2 separate regions of the Homo sapiens genome follow, and region 2 is linked to region 1. A link is an interaction called in ENCODE POLR2A ChIA-PET data of the cell type or tissue named here. Cell type or tissue: MCF 10A. All regions are shown on one strand. Each heading gives the region's core, and the rest is flanking DNA. Links, peaks and the distances in the headings are about the cores only. Region 1 has its middle 9.8 kb from the start of MBNL1. Region 2 overlaps LINC02917 (long intergenic non-protein coding RNA 2917).

Region 1 (4,402 bases), core at 193-4,192:
TGTCCCCAAGGCAGTTGGATGTGTTGTTGTAGGAGCCAGAAGCTTACTTTTGAGTGCTCCTGGCAACCTCCAAATAGAAAACCATTGTGCTACTGGTATTACAGGGTGTGGAGGATTATAGATGACTTATGTGCTATTTAAGCAATGCATTCTATCTTATCATGTATATATGTGGGTATGATGACCACCATACTATCGGATTATTGCAGAGTGTGAGGTAGTGTGCGGTTTTTAAGTGCGTGTGTGTGAGAGAATAAATGCTTGAATATCTGCAATAAGTATTAGAGAGCACTCCTGAAATATAAGCCACTTCCTGACCTGGGCATATTAACCAAGAAGCAAACCTATTAAAAGTATGAGAGCATTCGATTTTCTACAATAATAGTACACATTTGTTGACATGAACTAGATTCAGGAAGGGAATACAGAAAGAGCAGGCAGACATTGGGCCTATTTAATTAACTTGGGGCTTATGATCACCCTTCAGAAGAGGATGCTAAGGATGCCTTCTCCAGAGCCAAGAGGCCTCTCCTTGTGCCTTTATTTGGCTTTCCTCCTCTCATTGGTGACCCATCATGTTAGGAAAAAAAAAAAATCTCTCAAAAGTGTAAATGTTATTCTTTCTGTGGGTGATGTCATAATTTTAGTGGCCCAAGCATTTGTTACTAAAATAGTACTTAGCAACACATAATCATTATTTTCTCCTCTTAAAATTCTGAGTGTGTTTGTTCTGATGAAGTCAGGAGACACATTTTTCAGGGAGGTAGGAGTAAGAGCTTAAAAACACGAAGTAATGCCTGGAATAATCTCTTGACTTGTGTTCCTTAAATAAGCAAGAAGACAACTAAATTTTCCTTCCTGTGGCGACAGCTCTGGCGGAGTAAAAAAAAATTTTTGAAATATAGTGCTAAAGGAAGTGGTTTTCATGCAACTGTGCATCTTATACTCTTCGTTAATGTGGTAGATACCATTTGCTTGGCTTCATTTGACTTGTCTTTCTCATGTTTTTGCTTGTAAAGTGGGTGAGAAAAGTTCGACCAAAGAAACCTGTGCACTGACCAATCAATAGTTATGTTTCTAAAGTTCCTGTTAATCATTTCAGGAAACATCTTGGGCTCCTTTTTAATTACATCCTACCTAATATAAAAACTGTAAAGGTATCTCTGTATACCTATACCATCTTGTAGAAAATAGCTATATATTTCTTAAAATTTGTAATTTGATTTGAATCCTCATATTTTGAAGAGACTTGAAGCTTAACAAGAGCTTATTTTTTAAAAAACATATTCTGTATTTTAAAATTTCTAATTACTATTTTAAATAATGAAAATAGCTGTAATTTATCAAAGGCCTGATCAATGTTAGGATAATTCTCATGAAGTCATTTATTATCATAATTCCACAAGGTAGACATTTTAAGTTTGCAGGAACCTGAGACTAGGAAAAAATTGTCCAAAATCTTATGCCTAATAACAGATTCTAAAGCCTGTCTTTATGTCTAATAGCCAAGGCCATGGGAAATTACACTTAATCTTTTCCTGCCCTGATTCTTCTAAAAAGTGTGTGGGTCATGTGCAGGCCATTGCACCAAGTTGGTTGTCAGGGGGAGGTGGGTATGCCCTGTTGCCAAGAGCAGCCAACAACAAAGGCAGCAGGGCAAGGTTGCAGCAAAGACCAAGGTTGCAACATCAATAACTACTGCCAGTGGAAACTAGCCCATGTGTCATACTTGGTATGTATATATCTGTTGCCAATAACCCCAAAGTAGACAGTGTTTTCCTTTTAGTCACTGAGTAATCTAGTCATAAACAAAACAGATTTACTTCATCGGCTGCTTCTTTCATCATGGGAAGGAAAATGCCCAAAGTTATGCCACATATCGTCTAAGCATACCTTCTTTCTAACAATTAATTTTGGCTGCCTTCTATGAATCTGATATTGGTGCCAAACATTCCCTTTCCCACAAGTTCAAGAGTAATCAAGAAAAGTTGACACCTTCTAGTGTCCACGTGGGCTTCTTGGTATTTAGGGACCTTGGCAAATTATTTACAGCTTCTTTCAGACGAGCCTTCCAGAGCTTTGTAAGAATAAACAAACTTCAAAGGTCTCCGAAGGGGAAAAACTGTCCTGGCTAAGTCTATAATTTAGGCTATCTTTAGAGAGTACAACTCCATAAAGAGAGAGGTCCAAGAAACCAGCTTCTTTTATACAATTAACTTTTTCTTTACTTAATTGTAAAGACTAAATGACAAGTAGGAAAGTGCTTTTGCAGAAGCGTGGGAGTCTTAAAGCTGTAGAAGGAAGAAACACTGTGCATGGGAGTAAGTATGTGGGTGGGAGTTATAGATTACTGCTCTTTTGCTAGTCTAGAATAACTATGCATAAACATCTTTATAGTAGTAACTTGAACAGAATCGTTAAACTTCTATTAAAGGCACTTGATACATCATTCAAAATAAGCACAGGTTACCTTATATCCAGAAACAGAAAAAAATCATTTTACATCCAGCCAAAAAAGATTTTAAAAGAGCCTTTGATTTTTGACAAAACAAGTGATAATAAAATTAAATTTTTATTTTATTTTCAAATATTAATCCAAAAGCCGACATGCTGTACTTCTTGAAGTTATCAAAGATAAGCTGGCTAGCTTTGTCTGTAGATATCATACCCTTAAAAGATTAAGCCCAGGAAGTGAATGACAGTAACACCAAAGACTGCAACAGCAAGAGCATAGTACTAATGATCAGTCAGAGATTTCTTCCGACCCTGCCTTTAGAGGCTATGTGATGGACACCTTGCCACTTAACACAAATAGTCACTATTTCATGCAACTAGTAATAGAATTCTGTCCTTACAAATGAAGAAGAATTCAATGTGCACATGTAGTACAAATACTGTGAAGACTTTCAACTATAATGTGAGACATTTGAATTCAATAAAAAAGGGAGAGAGCAATAAAATAATTATAATTGTTTATCTGTTTAGATTCACCAGATACACACTCTCATTTTTCTCATTCACTAAATTTTGCACATTTATATTATTTACTTAGTTGATCATAATTATTTACCATTTCATATTCATTGTCCTTGTTATACTGCATATTTCAAGAGGCTTCAGGTCTAGTTTTTCTTACCATGTAGCCTCAGACTCTAGGAAAGACTGGAATTATGCCAGGTGCTCAGTGACTATTGTAGACTGGATAGGAAAGTTGATAGCAATAAGGTTTAGAATGAAAATGCAGCAGTAACTGGTGAGCTGGTGACCTATGGCCAGAAAAGTTTGAAAAAGGAAAAGAATGCTCCACATTGTCTAAAAACACATTCATTACTGGGAGGGCTCGATGGAATCAGGCCCTGTCAGCAGTTACTCATTGCTAAGCCCATTGCAGAAACATGGGCATTCAGATCCATCCAGGTGGGGCCAGGAGGGTCAACTGGACTGACGGCACATTCACGAAGGCCATAAACTAAGATGTCTAGCATTATCTTCAAATGAGTTTCAAGTGAGGTATGTTCTGCTAACTTGTTTGTGTTTATAATTTAACTATGTTAATTTATTGAACGAATTTATAAAATATATTGAATGTACAGAATAGCTTTTGTTGAATACACATAATTACATGTATGAGTATGTAACTGGTGAAGATATGTATATCTTCAAAAGGAAGTGGCCAAGGACACACTTTATCTCTCAGAGGCTCTGATGTCACTCTCAAGGGGGTGCTTATAATCACAATTTCTTAGCAAGAGACAGGGTATAGAATTTTAAACAAACAGCAAACTAAGCATTTTAGAATATGTAGGATTCTCCTTTGTGTGATCTTAACTCTTTGTCTTATCTGTTTTTAATCCTATGGACCACTAATGCTTACCCGGCATAAAGTGAAACATATTTTGGTTGCCTAAGAAGCACCACTTCCAAGCATGTGCATGACAAAATGTACCACCTTGCACCACCAGTTTAGCTATCCACAGCTAGTCCTAACTCCCTCATTTCTAGATGCATATGGGCACCAGCCTACCCAAATCTAATTCTATATGAGATCGAGTTTCCTGCAGATAATTCTGTTTCTATTGAGCCAAATAAACTTTACTTGCCAAAGGAAAAAATGGAACAGGTCAATGGATTGCTACCTATTCTGGTTAATTTCCATTTCCTAAACTCTAGCTTCTTGCAGAGTTTAGGCAAGAAGCTGGCAACCTTGGCTGCGCTTTGAAATCATCTAAGGGGCTTAAAAAAGATACAGACGCTTGGATGCCCCTCCCAGAAATTTTGATTTAATTTGTCTGAGTTGCAGCCGGCCTATCCAAAATGTAGTCAGGGTTAAGAACCACCGCCCTAGTTTCAGTCTCCTCATTATGAGCATGGGGTCATAATTACCTCACATACCTCTTGTTTT
Region 2 (4,402 bases), core at 244-4,243, 110 kb before region 1:
AGTTCAGGAGTTTCCCAAAACCACCACCAGTTTTGATAATTTACTAGAAGGACACATAGGACTCACTGAGAGCTATTATGCATACAGTTATGGCTTGAAACTGGAAAGGGATGTATTAAGATCAAACAAGGGAAGAGACACACACAGAGCACAGTCTAGAGAGTTCTAAACACAAGACTTCCATTGCCCTAAGGAAAAATTACCCTCCTGGTATCAGTGTGTGACAATATGCTTAGAGAATTGACAACCAAGAAAGCCCACCTGCACTTCAATGCCCAGACTCTTTATTGGAGTTTCATGACTTGGGTATGATTGACTGATTAATTGGTTGCCCACACGGTTGCTCTCAGTCTCTATCCTCCTACTTCTCAGAGCTCAGGCTGATATCACATGGCCCAAGAGGCCCACCATGGGTCACCTCATTAGCCTAAGCTAACAGGTGTGGTCAGAAGTATCCACCAGGAGTCACCTTGTTAGCATAAACTAGCAGATGTAGTTTACAAGGCTCCCATGAATAACAAAGACACTCCTATCACTGGGGATATTCCTAAGAGTTTAGAGATTATTTTCCAAGGGCCAGGGCCAGAACAAATTCTTTACTAAAAAATATACAATTTTAAAATAGATAATCTATTGAATTTCACCTATGAAATTGTGTTTTTATGAAATTTTTGCTTTTCTTTAGCCCTCTAGGGTACATGAATGCAGTTTCCAATTGGGTGTGAGATACACTGCTAGTTGACCATGCAATATCCATTCAACCTTTCATCCTTATGAACAGAAGAGAAAATGGAGAAATTAACACAGAAAAGAAAAATGCATAGAAAGAATCAACAAAGCCAAAAACATATTACTATTTTTTTGGGAAAACTAGCAACTTTAACAAAGAAGAAAGAGAAAGAGAAGGAGGAGAAGGAAAGGGAGATCGAGGAGGTAGTGAGAAAAAGAGGTAGGGAAGCTTAAATAATTAACTTTAACAACAAAAGAGACATAACGGATGCAGAAATTTTTAAAGATAATATAAAGATGTTATGAAGAGCTTTATGCCAGTAAATTTGAAAACTTACATAAATTGGTCAAATTCCTGGGAACTGAATTAAAAAAGAAAGAAAATACCATAGTCCCATAACCATTAAAGTGTTTGAATCCCTAGTGAAAAATCTTCTGACAAAACAAAAACAAAACTAAAACAAATTCAGATATGGCTTTTCCAGCAAGTTCTACCAAACACTTTAAAAAAAGAATGAAAAAAAGAAAACCTACAATCTTAGACACACTGTGTCAAAGTATATAGAAAAGAAGGAAACATTTCAGTAAGGACAGCATGGGTTCAAGGAGACAGGAATTTAGCTCCACCTCTTGTGCAAAGAACAGTAAAAAATCCGTAGTTCATCTTTAATCTACCACAAAGTGGTTTTCTAAAGCATTGTTACAAGAAGGAGAGTCTTACTGGATCCTTTCACCTCTAAGAAAAAAAAAAAAAAAAGAGCAAAGTAGAAGTATGCTTATATACAGCAGTAGAAATTTAAACTTATGTATAATTTATTAATGGTGTTCTAAAATGAAATATTCAAACAATGAAATGACTAATATATAGATTATGGAGGGTAAGGGGCCAAACTACACATATATTGGAGGGAATTCACTCTCATTCTACATGTCTTAACTTGTACTGTCGTCATATGGATTCTTTCTGTGCTTTGCAATCTTTGCCTTTGCTAAGTTAGCAAATTCTTTTTAGGAAAAAAATGTGTGTATTTCCACATAAGAATACTTTTTATGTAAGTCTTTAACACATTTACATAGGTTTTTATTTTCTGTTTTAGAGATTGTTTTACACACAATAGACATTCAGTATTTGTTGAAATTAATGAAAGAATAGAGAAACATGAAAAGGGTCTGAGAAGACAATAATCTGCTTTGTAATTTATAGACAGCAATTAGGTCAAACAATTATAATAATGATGATGACAAAGAACAATATCTGAGGTACACGCAAAACCTGATGAGGGTTATTTGCCAGTTTTCCTGGCTATTTCTACACCCCTTGATCTCTAGTGAATGTTTCTACTTATAACTACACATTCTGTAAGCTTCACCTGCTGTATTTCAATCAACACTGTAAAAAATGAGGAGAGTCTTCTTGCTTCAAATTTGGTTTTTAGTTAATTACGTGATGTGTATATGATTTTCGTTACCTTTTCTGTATAGAAATCAGGAGAATCGAAAGTATGTTGATGGTGGAATTGTGGTATGACATTTTTACTGACTACTACTCATAAAAGTTTTATCTATGATCTCTATGGGTCGTTCCTGGCTTTTGAAAATTTATTTCAAGGAAGAGTTTTTGGAAATGAATTATAAGTATACAGTGTGCAATCTTATGTATTTGCAACTGTCTAAAATGTTATGATACCTTCCTTCCTCCTTGCAATCTGGCATTCATCCATTCAAGACATTTTAATTGAACTCTTACAATATTCTTAATACTATGATAAGCCTTGAAGGTAAACTGTGACTAAAAATGTTGCCAGATAAAATACAGGATTCCCAGTTAAATTTGAATTTTAGATAAACAGCATTCTTGTACTAAAAATTATTCTATGTTTATCTGAAATTCAAATTTAGCTGAGTGTCCTGTAATTTTTTGTTTACTTGTTTGTGATAAATACGGCAGCCCTAGTAAATACAGCCCCGATTTACTCTAACTTACTTTCCAGTTGGCAAGGAAGGCACTAATCAAATAATCCTCCAGATAAATGAAAAATTGCAACTGAGATAAGTATGAACAAGAATAAATTCAAAGCTGAAGAAGAAAAAAATAATTGGGAGATAAACCTGGTCAGAAAGGGGACTTCAAAGGAGACTTCTCTGTGGAAGGGTCGATGGATCCCAAATACAGCCGGGAAGGAAAGAGATGCTCTAGCACTTTTTCTTTAAATGACAGTTTTATATTCAACTTTAATGTTACAAGCAGTAGAAAGCCTAGCTGCTCACAAAGACGCAGAAAACATTCAAAGCCTTGTTTCAGGACCCACCCGCAGTCTTTCCAATTTGCCATCTGACTCATAATGAAGCCAGAGGCTGCAAGTTTTAGATGTATGCAAAAGTGGTACATTTCAATATTCAATTCCAATTAATGTGGACATTTTCTGGGGTCGGAGAAGGAAAGGTTATTTGTCCTATTAGGCCTCTGGCCCTTGCGCCTACCAGAAATGAGAGGAACCATGCCTGTTTTTAAATAGCAGGGAAAACTTTTTCAGCACAGGCTGGTGGGAAAGACGCAAATCTCTCTACTCACCTGGGAGTTGTCAGACAGGAGTGCTGAAAGTGACTACACCCTGCAGTGCCTCTGGCAGGATTAGGGCTCTCGAACTTTCCCAGTGGCCCAGCTTGTGATTCCTTCTTGCTTTCCAAATTTCCATATGCATGCAATATTTAAAAATGGTCTTGGACAGTTTGTATTAATTACTTAGCTTTTGAATATGCTCATTGTTTAACATCATTATAATAATAGTCCTACCTCAGGTTTATATGTTTATGCCCATATATTTGGGTTCCTTTAATTATCTTATTCATCTTTATGATGTCTGCAAAATAAAAGGGGAATGAGTGTTATTATACCAATTTTTATGGACACGGGAACCTGAGCATAGTCTCTACATGAGTTGCCAAAGTCATTTTTCTGACACAATCCACAACTGGACTGACTGCTTATCTAGACTCTTAGCTTTGTCTGGAGCTGTATCAAGTTAGTTAAAGGTGCAAAGTCCAAGTTTATTGACTGAAAAAAAAAACAAAAACAAAAATAAAAAAATCTTTAAAAGATAGCACTGACTGGCCGCGGTGGCTCACGCTTGTAATCCCAGTGAGAGGTGACAGCGTGCTGGCAGTTCTCACAGCCCTCACTCGCTCTCGGCGCCTCCTCTGCTTGGGCTCCCACTTTGGCGGCACTTGAGGAGCCCTTCAGCCCACCGCTGCACTGTGGGAGCCCCTTTCTAGGCTGGCCAAGGTCAGAGCCGGCTCCCTCAGCTTGCAGGGAGGTGTGGCGGGAGAGGCGCCAGCCGGAACCGGGGCTGCGCGCGGCGCTTGCGGGCCAGCTGGAGTTCCGGGTGGGCGTGGCCTTGGCGGGCCGCGCACTCTGAGCAGCCGGCCTGCCCTGCAGGCCACGGGCAATGAGGGGCTTAGCACCCGGGCCAGCGGCTGCGGAGGGTGTACTGGGTCACCCAGCAGTGCCAGCCCACCTGGCGCTGCGCTCAATTTCTCACTGGGCCTTAGCTGCCTTCCCGCGGGGCAGGACTCGGGACTTGCAGCCCGCCATGCCTGAGCCTCCCACCCCCTCCATGGGGCTCCTGGGCGGCCCGAGCCTCCCCGAGGAGCGCCACCCCCTGCTCCACGGCGC

Evidence for each region. Peaks named below come from ENCODE experiments on the same cell type or tissue, not always from the same donor. Only the 100,000 strongest peaks of a DNase experiment are listed, where the experiment ranks them.
Region 2: POLR2A ChIA-PET joins it to region 1 with 8 read pairs; 10 of 35 experiments call an interaction of 5 or more read pairs at or near these places.

What each region holds. Positions count from the first base shown.
Region 1 is chr3:152,256,915-152,261,316 of GRCh38, forward strand. It overlaps a transcript of MBNL1 not described here. Among named protein-coding and RNA genes, the nearest start is that of MBNL1, 9.8 kb to the right of the region's middle. RefSeq lists an enhancer at 4,195-4,402. In MCF 10A, for the core only: no CTCF peak of the experiment used is centred there; a DNase peak (open chromatin) is centred at 1,697.
Region 2 is chr3:152,148,365-152,152,766 of GRCh38, forward strand. It overlaps LINC02917 (long intergenic non-protein coding RNA 2917), which reads right to left. Exons shown (of 3, transcript NR_186000.1): 2 at 3,302-3,590. Among named protein-coding and RNA genes, the nearest start is that of LINC02917, 55 kb to the right of the region's middle. In MCF 10A, for the core only: no CTCF peak of the experiment used is centred there; no DNase peak of the experiment used is centred there.